Regions from separate parts of the Mus musculus genome. Here region 1 is linked to region 2. Evidence: chromatin loops called from intact Hi-C (ENCODE). Cell type or tissue: left cerebral cortex. All regions are shown on one strand. Each heading gives the region's core, and the rest is flanking DNA. Links, peaks and the distances in the headings are about the cores only.

Region 1 (6,107 bases), core at 1-2,500, 290 kb before region 2:
GATTTCATTCACAGTCCCATAATCTCATCTTTTGGTCGACTAACATCCTGTCTAAAGTCAGAGGAAGACCTCGGTAGAGTTCTCAGCTTTTAAAATACATTAATTAACACGTGGGAGTCCAGAAGGACGCAGAGTTAAGGTGGTCTTTGGCATGAGGACTGGACGCGGAGCCGAGGAAGTTAATAGGTAACAGGGAGGGTTCCTGGACCTCAAATCTCAACTTGGAGTTAGACGGCAGTGGAACGTCCTCCTCCACCCAAGCTCAGAGCCACTGCTCCAGCCATCCGGCTGAGGCGGCCAGCCGGGCACAGAGGCCTCCGCTGCCCGCAGCTTTCCTGCCGGACCAGGCCCGGAGGACACCCAGGAAGCCGCGCCCGGCTCCAGGGACCGCGGGCCTAGGCCGCGCCTCCCAGTCCCGCGGGCCTAGGCCTCGGCCAGCTCCAGGCGAGGCTCGACGCGGTCACCCACCTGGGTTGCCAGTCATTCCAGCTCCGCGGGTACTTGGTGCCGCCGCCGCCGCTGCTCAGCCGAGACCCCGGGGCTCTGCGGCTCATTACCTTCCCCGACACGACATGGCCAAGCGCCGCCGCCCGAAGAAGCGCGAGTCGCCGCCTGAACCGGCCGCCGCCGACACTGCGATCTGGCCCGGGGCTGAGGAGGAAGCCGCGGAGGGGGCGGCGGAGGGCGGGGGAGGCGGACGGCCGTTCCGGGTTCCGCTGGAGCCCGCAACGCAGGAGCAGGAGGCGGGAGCGGCGCGGCGAGGGGGAGGCGGAGGCAGGCGAGGCGACGTCTCTTCCAGGGCAGCGCGCGGCCCGCGACGCTGGGGCCCAGGAGGACGAGGACAGCGAGGAGGCGGTGGCGGCGGCTCCTCACGCTCACACGGCCACGGCTTCCCCGCCTCCCGGCTCCGCCCGCCGCGCCGCCGCTGCCGCACGGCATGCTGGGAGCGAGGGGCGGTGCCGGCGCCCTAGGAGCCTGGAGAGGGGCGGGGCTCGGGGTGAAAGGCGGGGCTATTGGTCACAGAATATGGACTAGAGGCGGGGCTTATGACAGGGGTAGGGTCACCTAGGAGGGGCGGTGCCGGCGCGCCCCAAGCCTGGAGAAGAAGGGCGGGACTAGTTGGGGCGTGGTCTGTGGCTGCTGAACCTGGAGAGGGGAGGGGCGAAAGTCAAAAGGCGGGACCTGCTCGAGAGGCACTGGAGTTCTGAGAGCCTAGACTTCAAGGCGAGGTCCGCGTTCGCGTAGCTAAAAGGGGTGGGGCTTTGAGGAGAAGGCGAGAACTACTGGAGAGCAGGGACCCGAGCGGACCTCCCTGGGCCTCCTGAGCAGCAGCTCTGTCTGCGGGTGGTAGAGAGCAATGTGGACTCGTCGCGGGGCATCATGGGAGAGGGGATCTCCACCCCGGGTCCACACACGCCCTCCCATACACTCGGAGGACCGGCAGTCAGGTGTGAACAGGCGTCCAATGGAGGACAGGAGGGGGAGCGTGCCCTTGAGCGCTAATGCGCGCACACAGATGTGCCCTTGGCGCTCACGTGCGTCCACCTGCCTGCCACCGTCTTAAGGGAAAAAGTCAGAATAGTAAAATCGAGGAAGGGGAAGTGAAAGCGACACCTTTTCAACCCCTACCTGAAATGTCATGCAGTCCTGGTACATATTTTCCAAAAGTGAAAAACAACGCCTGCTTCCTGCCCCATGAACTGTGCTCTGTAATCTGGTTCCTTCTAGTAGTAAGAGGCCTGTTACCCACACTCTCCTGAAAGAATTCGATAAAGCACTGGGCACATTATGTGAACGCAATATACTCCTTTGTGTGCGTGTTTACATGTGAAGTACAGAGAACAACCTCAAGTGTTGCTCATAAGCCTCCAGCTACCATGTATTTTGAGGCAAGGTCTCTCTCTCACTAGCTGGCCAGAGAGCCCCACGAATCTTCTGTTTCCTCAACGCTGGCTTTACAAACGGTGACACCATTTCTGGCTTTTTTTCAGGTGGTTTCTCGTGTGTGCGGGGCAAGCACTTTAATGACTGAGCTATCTCCCTAGCTGCAGGCTCAACTTTAAAAATAGCCGAGATACACATCAAGCAAGTATTTAAACCTTTTCCACATAAAGTTTTTAGGCCATCCATCGTTTTGCCTCACAAGAGAAGTATGTATACATCACTTAAGTAATTCAAAATTGTTACCAAGGACATGGCTCAGAAAGTAGAATGCTCAAAGCAGGAGCAAGCACGAATCACTGGGTTCCATCCCCAGCACCCCATAAATGCAGCATGACGATGTGTCTGTAACCCTAGCATTCAAGAAATGGAAACCGGAAGTTGTTCAGGCTCACCTTCCGCAAACCTGGCCTACATGGGACACTGCCTACCCAACCCCCAAGAAATAAAACTATCACTAAAGTACTTAATTATCAGGCGATATCTCCCTATGAGTATATCCCTTACATTTTTCCACCATCTGATCCTGAGTATGCCCACAAATCCGTCAATGAAGGAGGATCCTGCTATTCCAAAAGACAATCAAATGATTTTTTTTCTCTTTCTGCCACCCACATTGCCCACCATTGCAGAAGAAGTGGGGGGAAAGTCTTCTGAAAAATACGATCTTTGACTCAAGACAGAAATTCCCACAAGGAATTGGCCAGACCCAGGCCTGGTCACCAACCTACTGTAAAAAAAAAAAAATCAATAATGGAGCTGGAAAGTAGTTCAGTGTTGCAGCAGTTTGGTCACCTACCATGTTTGAGGCCTCCTGTTCAATCGCCAGTGCTGTAAAATAATGATCGTTACTTCAATAAGATTGCTTCCATACTGAAATTGCTCTGGGCATCTTCATAAATGCCAATTTACTTCTCACTGAAAAAAGGATACAAGGAAGGGACCCACCAGGTGCATAAGTTAAAAAGCACAGCTGGGCTCCAACTCATAACTCTCCTGCATCTGCCTCTTGGGTGCTGGATTTACAGGCATGTGCCATTATGCCTGGTTTTGCCTTTTTTTTAAAGATTTATTTATTTTATTTATATGAGTACACTGTGGCTGTCATTAGACATACCAGAAGAGGGAATCAATCAGATCCCATTACAGATGGTTTTAAGCTACCGTGTGGTTTCTGGGAATTGAACTCAGGACCTCTGGAAGAGAAACCGGTGTAAGAACACCGCTGAGCCATTTCTCCAGCCCCATGCCTGGATTTTTAGAAGGTATTCTTGTTTTGTTACTTATATGTTTAATTATAGAAGCAATGATAAACACATAATCTAGTATTTTTTAAGTATTTTATTCTTAATTATAGGAGTGGGGAGTAGCAAATACTAATAGGGTACTATTAGTCCAAAGAGAACGTTGGATCTCCTGGAACCGGAGTTATAGGCAGTTTGGAGCCAGCCAGTGGGTGCTGGGAACCAAACTCAGGTCCTCTGTAAGAGCAGTGTATGTTCTTGAGCCCTGTATTGTAAAGTACACCTTTAAGCTGGGGAATCGGAGACAGAGGCAGGGAAATCTCTGTGAGTGTGAGTCTATACAGAGAGTTCCAGGACAGCCAGACTACATAATAAGAATATATAGATGGGGTACATATTCTGAACTGTTGAGCCATCTCTCCAGCCCCAGTCCTTAGTACATTCTAATATGTCATCTAATCATGGTTTGGTCTTTTAGTCGAAATTCAGCAAAATTGATGGAGTACCTACTAACCAAGAAATTGACACTAGGACAGCCATCAGCACCCAGCCCTCAAGAAGCTTAGGGAGAAAGCACTAAGGGCAGGACCTATCATGAGAACTGACTGAAGTCCTCCAATTTGTTCAGGTCCCCTCTCGCTCCCTGCTAGAGCAGCTCTCAGTCTGGCTGCAGGTGCCTTTTGCCTGATGCCATTCCTCAGTTCCAAAGTCTGGTTTTTAGATTGTTTCCCTCACAGTGTGTTGGTTTGTTTGTTTGTTCATTTGTTTGTCTGTTTGCCAGAGTTTTATATAGCCCATGCTGGACCAATTTTTTATGTTACTAGGGATCAAATCCAAGGTCTCATGCATACTAGGCAAGTAGTCTACTATGTTCCTAGTTCTTTACTTCAGAGTCCTTGCTTTTTCTGCTCCAGATGAACTGATCCTGCCTCTTTCTCATTTCAACCCATTAAGAAGGGGTTAATATGTCCAATTAATCTCTTTGCCTTCCTTAAGTAGTTGATGCAAATGACAAGCATAATATGTCAATTATTAGAGCCCCAAATCGATTAACAGCAGAATAACCAGAACCTTAGACTTTTAAGAAAAATTTCACACGTCTCTTTTAACCTATTCAAATCACAAAATGCAATCAAAGCGATCCAAGGGACAGCTCCAAGGTCATACTTTGACTTAAACAAGAAGAGGGGGTGTTAGCAAGCTCCTGACTCTTACTGTAAAATGGAGATGTTAGTTGTACTGCCTTCTTAGAGACTCTATGCAGGTCCATAGAACTAGAATCAGAAATCCTTTAGTAAAGATCAGATATATGGGCCACTGAGGTGGCTCAGCAGGGAAAAGCACTTATCGTCAAGACTGAAGAACTGAATTTGATCCTGGGATCTACGTGATAGTAGCAGAAAACCAACACCTGCAGGTTGTCCTCTGACCTCCACGTGTGCCCCAATGTGTTCATAGAAACACACACTCGGGGGCACGTACACACACACACACATACACACACACACAGAGGAAGTAAATACATTTTTAAAAGTCAAGTCTGTAGTTTTTCTGAAGCATATGGCTATTGGTTTGACAATTGGAAGGTGTTGAGAGAGAGAGAGAGAGAGAGAGAGAGCAGAAATTACATCCCATTGTTCAATTCTTATCTGTTTGGGGTGTGTGTGTGTCCAAATGATTGTGGGTGCTTCATCTTAGAAATAACCCTTCGCAAGCAGTGCTAACAAAGGGCACTGTGAGGCTGGAGTATGTGTGAGAGTGTCACTCAGCAGACCTTTGCTAGAAACCACTTTAGCAGTTTGCATCCCAAATGGTTAATATCTTTTCCTCAATAATGCTGCTGTGGGAACCTACAAGGAAGGAACTTGCTGAGCTGGCACTCAGCGCGAAAGCCTGGCCACCCAGGTTCAATCCCACGGCCTACGTAAGGCTGGAGGGAGAGCCCTGACTGCCATAAGCCATCCTCTGAAGTATGTTTTTAAAAGTAAGAAAAAGAGCCTCATCTCAGACACTCACTGACCAGAAGCCTTGAATGTAGGTCCCACACATCAGTGATTATACTTCCCCAGGGCTGCCTCTGCGTATACATTTTCAAGCACAAGGTGTGTGTGTGTGTGTGTGTGTGTGTGTGTGTGTGTACATTTTCATGCTTTCCTGTTTTCCATGCCCCCGGGCTGAGGTCACAGGGGCACTGTCTAGCTTTTAATGTACATGCTACAAGTTCGAATTCAGACCATGCTTTCAGAGCAAATGCTCTTACCCATTGAGCTGACTCCTCGGCTCCCTCCCTATGGCATTCCCAGGGGTGGCCACAGTTGATAACCCACCACTTGAGAGCCCTTGAGTGGTGAAGCAGTTCTCAGTACCTCTCTACCCCACCGCCCTCCAAGCACTGTGAATTATAAAGGCAATGATAAACCACCGGAGGATAAGGGAATGGAAATTGAGAGCCTCGTTCTTTTTTTTTAAGGTTTATTTGCTTTTGTGTGTATGTGGTTATGGTGGGGGTATGTATACATGAGCGCATGTATTCTCGGAGGCCAGAGGCGTTGAATTCCCTTGAAGCTGGAATTAAGGGCCCTTGTGCACCTCCCTACAGGGGTGTAGGAAACTGAACTTCGGCCCTCTGAAGCAACAGTATCTCTTAGTTAACTTTCTATTTGAGGTGATAAAATGCCATGCTCAGAAGCAACTTGTGAAGAAAAGGGTTAATTTCGCCTATTTTATTATACTTAACCATCATAATCCGCCTTCAAAGGACGTCAAGGCAGAAACCTGGAGATGGGAATTGAAGCAGAAGCAGTGGAGGCATGCTGCTTTGTGGCTCGTTGTCCTGTCTTGCTTTGCCAAGTTTCTTGTATCATCCAGGACCACCTGTCTAGGAATGACACTACCCACAATGACATGGGCCCTTCCAATGAT
Region 2 (6,464 bases), core at 1,676-4,175:
AGCCTGAGGGCTGGACACATCTACCAGTGTGTGTTCTTTATCACCTGCAATGCTCAAACCCAAAAGACTTCACCTAAAGACTAGGGTTTCCGGATTTACTTTAAACATATGGCGATCTGGAAGGACCGAAATCTGTCCTCACAAGGCAGCTGACGTGACAGCTGTTTCAGGAAAGGGAGGCTCCCCTCTCAAGCTGTACAGCAGAAGCCCCTGGAGTGCACCCAAAGCTATCTATAATGCTCTCCCTAAGTCTCCCTGGGAAGCGGCCAGTGTTGATGTTCTGAAAAAGCTCAGGGGACAAAGCCTGGCATCCCAAGTTGAGGCTTCAACGTTCTTTTAATACACCAATTCCACGGGCAGGTGACTGAGACCCTGCCTGACAAGGTTTGACCTCAGACTAAACTCTTCTTCAAATGTAAACACTTTCACTATACTTCCAAGCTCCAGATTAGAGGATCTTGAATGTTTACCTCATCCCAGAAGGGTCCTGTAGTAATGTGTGTTTATTCCATATAAAAACGGAAACCCACAGGCCCTCTGGTTTGTCACTCTAGCTGCACCCTGTTTAAAGTGCTGCAGGCTCTCTGCTTGCTATGACCACCATGTCTTTGGAAGACACTTCTTTTCACCTAAGCAAACTTCAACATCCAGAAAAGGGGTGGAAAAGTTCCCATACGTCTTTGGCTCTTTCATCAAGAAGGCTTAAGGTCTTTGGACACAAGGCCACGGGGCAGGATTGGAGTATCTGGTGTGTATGCATGCCGTCGTTGGGAACGTGAGCTTTGCTACCAAGTAGAATTTTAAATGCTGTATCTATTTATCATGGTGCTGGAGATTAAGCCTGCCCTGAGCTACATCAACAGTCCTGGGACAAATAGCGCTGTGTGTGCAAAGGCACGTGGATTCTGCAGGAGAATGGCTTTGGTCTACTGCGCATGGCATGCTCTGCCTCACTCAGCTCACTGACTCTAACTGGACAGAGTCTGTGGAGCAGACACGGCACCTCAGCTCTCCTGCCGAGTGTAAGACACCAACCATTCCAAACTGTCTTCAGACAGTGGGGCTCTACGGTTTGAGGCCCATATTTTATGGGACAGTGATGGGACACAATCAGGAACTTGTTGCATTTCTGTGTCCAAGTTCAAGGGCTTATGCTTCTGGCCAGCTTGTCTCCATGCAGAAAGCAGGGTCTGGAGACAGACTTGGTGAGCCAGTTGTATTTCTCAACACAATCTTGTTTGCTTGTGCTCTTACTTTTTAGCAAAGAAAGTTCAAGGCAACCCAGTACTCCTTTTTAAAAAGTATATTAAGGAATAACAAGGGGCCTGGGGAGGTGGCTCAGCGGTTAAAAGCACTGACTGCTCTTCCAGAGGTCCTGAGGTCAATTCCCAGCAACTACATGGTGGCTCAGGAGCATTTGTAATGGGATCTGATTCCCTCTTCTGGTGTGTCTGAAGACAGCTACAGTGTGTTCACATATATAAAATAAATCTTTTTTTTAAAAGAAGAATAACAAGGAGCTGAGCAGGTGGGCCAAGTTTATATGGCTGGCTTTTGAGGTGTGATAAACAGGATTCTTTATAACTGAGAACACACTGGAATGTTCTCTCAAACACAACTTCTGCACTCAATGACTGGGAGAGGGTAGTGTTTGTCCTTTTACCTAAGAAATCAGTATAGGTATTAATCCCAGCATGAGTTGGCAGAGCTCTGTGAATTGAAGGATATCCTGGTGAACAAGCAAGGTCCAGGTCAGCCAGCGCTAGAGGCTGTCTCAAAACCAAATTAAAACCTATCCAGTAGCAAGGCTAGTTTTATTTTTTTAAGGAGACACACACTTAAGGTTTTTTTTTAATTATTATTATCATGAGGGTATATGAAACAAAGGAAACTAAGTTACTTCATAAATGAAAACAAGTGATTCTTATTGTTAACCTGTTCACTGGGTTAGCAAGGAACCTTAAAATTCACATCCCTGAGACCTGACTGCCTTGTTACACACTTTAAAATAAAGCTGAATCGCAGAGCTAGAAGCTCTCAAGAGTGCTGTTCCAGCCATGGTATCTGGGAGATTTTAAGTGGCAAATGAGAAGATTTTAAGTGGCTTATGGACACATAAATTACATACTAAGAGGCTCTTAAAAAGTCTCTTCTGATCCATTTATCACCAAGGAAAACATCTCTATAACTGGCATGTCTTGAAAAATATCCAAACACTTGCTAAGCACTCTTCTCTTCCAGAAAGAAAAACAACCTTGGACTCAAGCCTTGGAAGGCACACACAACAATATCTAATGAAGTTTCATAGCTGTTCTCATGGTATTGGTGGTGGTGGTGGTGGTGTGTGTGTGTGTGTGATTACTCATCCATTTGGGGGCAGACAATTCTGGCTTATTATTTACCAAAAGGATGTAGTTTCAATTAAATTACTTAATAAGTTGTAGTTAAACAAAAACACATCTCAAACCTCCAAACAATATTGCCTTCAGGCAAAATAGAAATCTAATGCTTGAAGATTTAGTTTCGAGAAAATGACCACGATTTTCTGGGGCAGCTCGGATGAATCAGACCTGAATCCAAACCTACCTCTCTCCATTCCAAATTCAAAGCTTACCATATTTTGCAATACAAACAGTCCCATGAGAGGCTTGATAAAAACAGAGACTCTACGGCTCAAAAGAAGGCTCAGCAGTTAAGAATGTGTACTGCACTTGCAAATGACTTGAGTTGGGCTCCCAGCACCCATATATAGGGATTCACAAACTGCCTGTTACTCTAGTTGCAGATTCAAACCCCAATTCTGGCCTCTCTAGAATTTAATTATTGTGCGCACGCACGCGCGCGCGCGCGCGCACACACACACACACACACACACACACACACACTTTTTAAAACTCTAAAACCTATCAATCCAGTGGATAATGAGGGGGACCCGAAAATCTGCATTTATAACAGATTGATGCTGTCGTCGGAAGGCTACTTTGCTTGAGAAAGTCCCGAGTGGAGACCGGAGGGACACTGCAGGACACTCAAGTTCCACACTTGCACTGACGTCACATCACAGGCTGGTAATCACTTGTTCCCCGGCAGGGCATCCTGCAGAAGTTCACCCGTTCCTATCAATCAACTAGACGTACTACAAACCCCACCCCCATGTCGCGCGCTTGTGACGTATAGACGTCCTCCCCGTGACATCCGTGACCTCCACTGCAAATAGTCACCGGCGAAGAGCCCCGCGCCGAACCACGACCCCGAACGGCCGGTACCTGAGAAGGGCCTCCGGACACCAGTGCGCAGGCGTCCCACGGAAGCAGCCGCTATGGCTCCGGCGGCGCTCATCGCTGCGGACAATGCAGCTATGGTCCAAACGCCCCGCCAATCGTGCTCTCGACTCAGGGTGATGACGCATAGATGCCGCGGACCGAGAGCCAGAGGAAACGCCCCTAGGCCCTGGATTACACCCGATTGGTTAGAAATGACCGATTCACGTACTCTATTGGGTCTTCCCCCTGTCGATCATTGTAACGTCGTGAAGGCGCCCGGTCGGCTCTTAGGGTTGATGCAGAGCTGCCCTGGAGAGGCATTTTAGGTTAGGGTTTCTCCCTGTCTTGGAAAGGCGACCCGCAGGTCACTGTTGTTTCCTCCACGTTATGGAGATTATTTTTCTCTATTAAGAGCCGATTTACACCTGAAAGTCAGCAATTACCTGGTAAAACATGCCAGTTTTCGGTGTAATTGTGGGTTTCCCAGTTTGTTTCCCGTTACTTTCCGTTCCTTCTCAATTTTTATATTGAGATTTGCTTCATTGTTCATCCTTTACTGGATTATTCATGGCCTAGTGCACATTAGTGATGAACATAGCTGTGTGTTGAGGGAAGGAAAATTTAGTAACATACATTAAACATTTTAAAGTGCATATCCATTAATATGACAGCTAGGATCTAGCCAATAGAAATAAATTTTCAAGTCAGATAAGTATATAAGGGGAAAAACCATACCTGCAAGGATAATCAGTGCCTATTATAGGACCACTAGAGACTGTGGCTTTAGGAAAACTAGAGTTTGCACCCTTGGCGGGAGGGGGGCGGGTATTTGATTCATAGCTACTGTAAAATAAATGAAACTACTAACCCATTCTATATAATTATAGTGTTCAATTAGTATACTACAGTAACTTAAAATTAAGACGAGCCCAAGTACTGGGCCTTAGCGGCAGTGAGGGTACTTAAATATTCCTGTGGAATACTCAACCTAAATCTGGCTCTCAAAGCCTTCAAATGTTCAGAACCTTTCCCGTGCATTCCACTTCTAGATCTGTCCTAAAGAGATAAAAGAATGTTGAGGTGTATGTCCTAGTTATTACTGGAAATTTTTGGAAGTGTTAAAAAATTGGAGCTAGAGAGAGCTCAGAAGTTGAGAACACTTCTTGCTCCTGTAGAGGACCTGGGTTTGATTCCCAGAAGCCACAGCAGGAAGCTAACAACGGCCTGTAACTCCAGTTCCAAGTGACCCAGCACTCTCCTCCGGACTCTCTGCACATGTGACACACAGACAAATACATGTTTTTTAAAAAGGTTACCATCAAGAGAATGCTAACAAACTATGACTCATGAGCACAGTTAGCAGCTCCCTGAAATGGATGTAATGACGAGTTCAGATCTGATTATGTCACTCAGGCTTGCCTTAAACTGGTGAAATGGCTGCTTTGGCCTCTGGAGCTTCCAGGGGTGTTAGAACAATGAACTTTGAAAGAACTTTGGATAAAATAGAACATTTAAGTGGAAAATATGAGACTACTACATTTTCTTTCTTCCCTCCATTTGTGCTTGCTTGCTTTCTTCTCCCTTCTCTCTCCTCTCTCTTTTTCTCTTTCTCTCTCTCTTTCCCTTCCTCCTCCCTCTTCCCCTTCCCCCACTCTGGTTATGAGACAAGAATTTCACCCTGTATCCAGATGACTTTCAACTTGCTGTGTCATCCAGGCTGGCCTTTGGTGCCTCTTTAAAAAAAACTTGTGTGCTTATGTGTAATTTTGATTTTTCTCTGTGGTTTTCAATGTTCTCATACTTTATAGTAAGCACTTTCATATTTTCAAAAGACAACGAAGAATATGTGATTCCATAATCAAATTCTGAAATATAAAAGCAAGTTTGTCTTAGTTTTGTATTTTAAGTGTAAGGGAACTGTCTCTGAAGGTGAAGGAATTTGTTCACAGTCACACAGCAAAGAGCATGTCCCATGTTTCAAGTACCTCTCATGCTCTGGACAGGTTTCTGGTAAAGCCTCACTCTACAGAGTAAAGATGTGTTCAGAAGTTCTCACACGGTCAGATCTTGTACCACCCAGGAAAAAATGAATTCTTCTGTTCGCAAATACTTAGAGCATAGTGGCTAGCTGCCATCAGATTTTTGGCTGTGAGGTCTGATTTGCCAACTTAACAGTTAATGCAAAGTAAAGACCTGTCTAACTGGATTCTCCTTCACTGAGATGAGAACATTTCGTGGCTGCGAGAACCTGCAGGTCTGCTCTGCCAGAAAGAAATAGAGAGGGAGAGAGAGAGAAAGAAGGAGAGAGAGAAACAGACAGATAGACAGACAGGCAGACAGACAGACAGAGGGGAGAGAGAATAGAAAAGAGAGGAAGGGGAAAGAGAAGGGAGAAAGAAAAACAGAACCGGAGCCTATAGTAGCAGACGGGAAGTGAAAATGTTTGCAAAGGCTTTTAAAGTTCAATTTCCCAGTGTTCCTATGGGGGAAGAATGACAATACCTACTTCAAGTACCCACCAGTGACTGCATAGTTACTGGAAATGTGTGTTACCACTGTGGAAGGCTAGATGGCCATTACAAAAGGGAGCTACTTGGAGAGAACATCAAGATGTTATTAAGGAGAAATTAAAAAATATGTATTCACAACACGCACCCAACACATATATAGCTACTTTCAATATTTATTATATATTTATAGAATATTAAAATAAATACAAACAGTGGCTTTCAATGGTAGCAAGATATAAAATGCTTAAGATATTGTCTTTGACGTTCAAAACACACAAACCTGCTTTTCTTTGGCTTCTTAATAGCCAAGAGGAGACAAGACTCATCTAACACATCCATCGATGTCAAAATGCTACTTCCTCTAACTGCAGTGACAAAGAGCAACTTTACTGAGTATTGCAGTTCTCTTCATCACTTAACCAGTGATGAAGAGCGTCTGTGGGTTTGAGGACAACCATACTCTAAAACTTTCAAGACACGGAATCAGGAGTTTAACACACACCCGTTAGAGAGCCGCACTTTAAAGCTATACAGACATTGCCTGGTTATTCCAAGTTATTAAAATATTCAAGTAGGAGGTGCACACATTAGCAGCACTAACTAAAACCAACATACCAATTGGCATATTTTGTTATCTGTTTTATAATAAAGAAAATATGTTGTTTATTTTATCTACCATTCCTACAAACAT

Evidence for each region. Peaks named below come from ENCODE experiments on the same cell type or tissue, not always from the same donor. Only the 100,000 strongest peaks of a DNase experiment are listed, where the experiment ranks them.
Region 1: a loop joins it to region 2, with 2.5 times the contacts of the local background. A loop is called at or near these places in 1 of 42 quality-filtered maps.

Annotation. Positions count from the first base shown.
Region 1 is chr7:118,242,737-118,248,843 of GRCm38, forward strand. Smg1 (SMG1 homolog, phosphatidylinositol 3-kinase-related kinase (C. elegans)) reads right to left here and starts at 901. Exons shown (of 63, transcript NM_001031814.1): 1 at 469-901. The coding sequence starts at 554. It overlaps 4930583K01Rik (RIKEN cDNA 4930583K01 gene), which reads left to right and starts at 1,171. Exons shown (of 2, transcript NR_027879.1): 1 at 1,171-1,229; 2 at 1,992-2,815. In left cerebral cortex, for the core only: no CTCF peak of the experiment used is centred there; DNase peaks (open chromatin) are centred at 1,074 and 1,785; H3K4me3 peaks cover 1,843 bases; H3K27ac peaks cover 1,583 bases.
Region 2 is chr7:118,529,913-118,536,376 of GRCm38, forward strand. Coq7 (demethyl-Q 7) reads right to left here and starts at 3,444. Exons shown (of 6, transcript NM_009940.3): 1 at 3,267-3,444. The coding sequence starts at 3,339. It overlaps Tmc7 (transmembrane channel-like gene family 7), which reads right to left. Exons shown (of 16, transcript NM_172476.4): 16 at 5,932-6,464. In left cerebral cortex, for the core only: no CTCF peak of the experiment used is centred there; DNase peaks (open chromatin) are centred at 3,185 and 3,430; H3K4me3 peaks cover 1,550 bases; H3K27ac peaks cover 1,516 bases.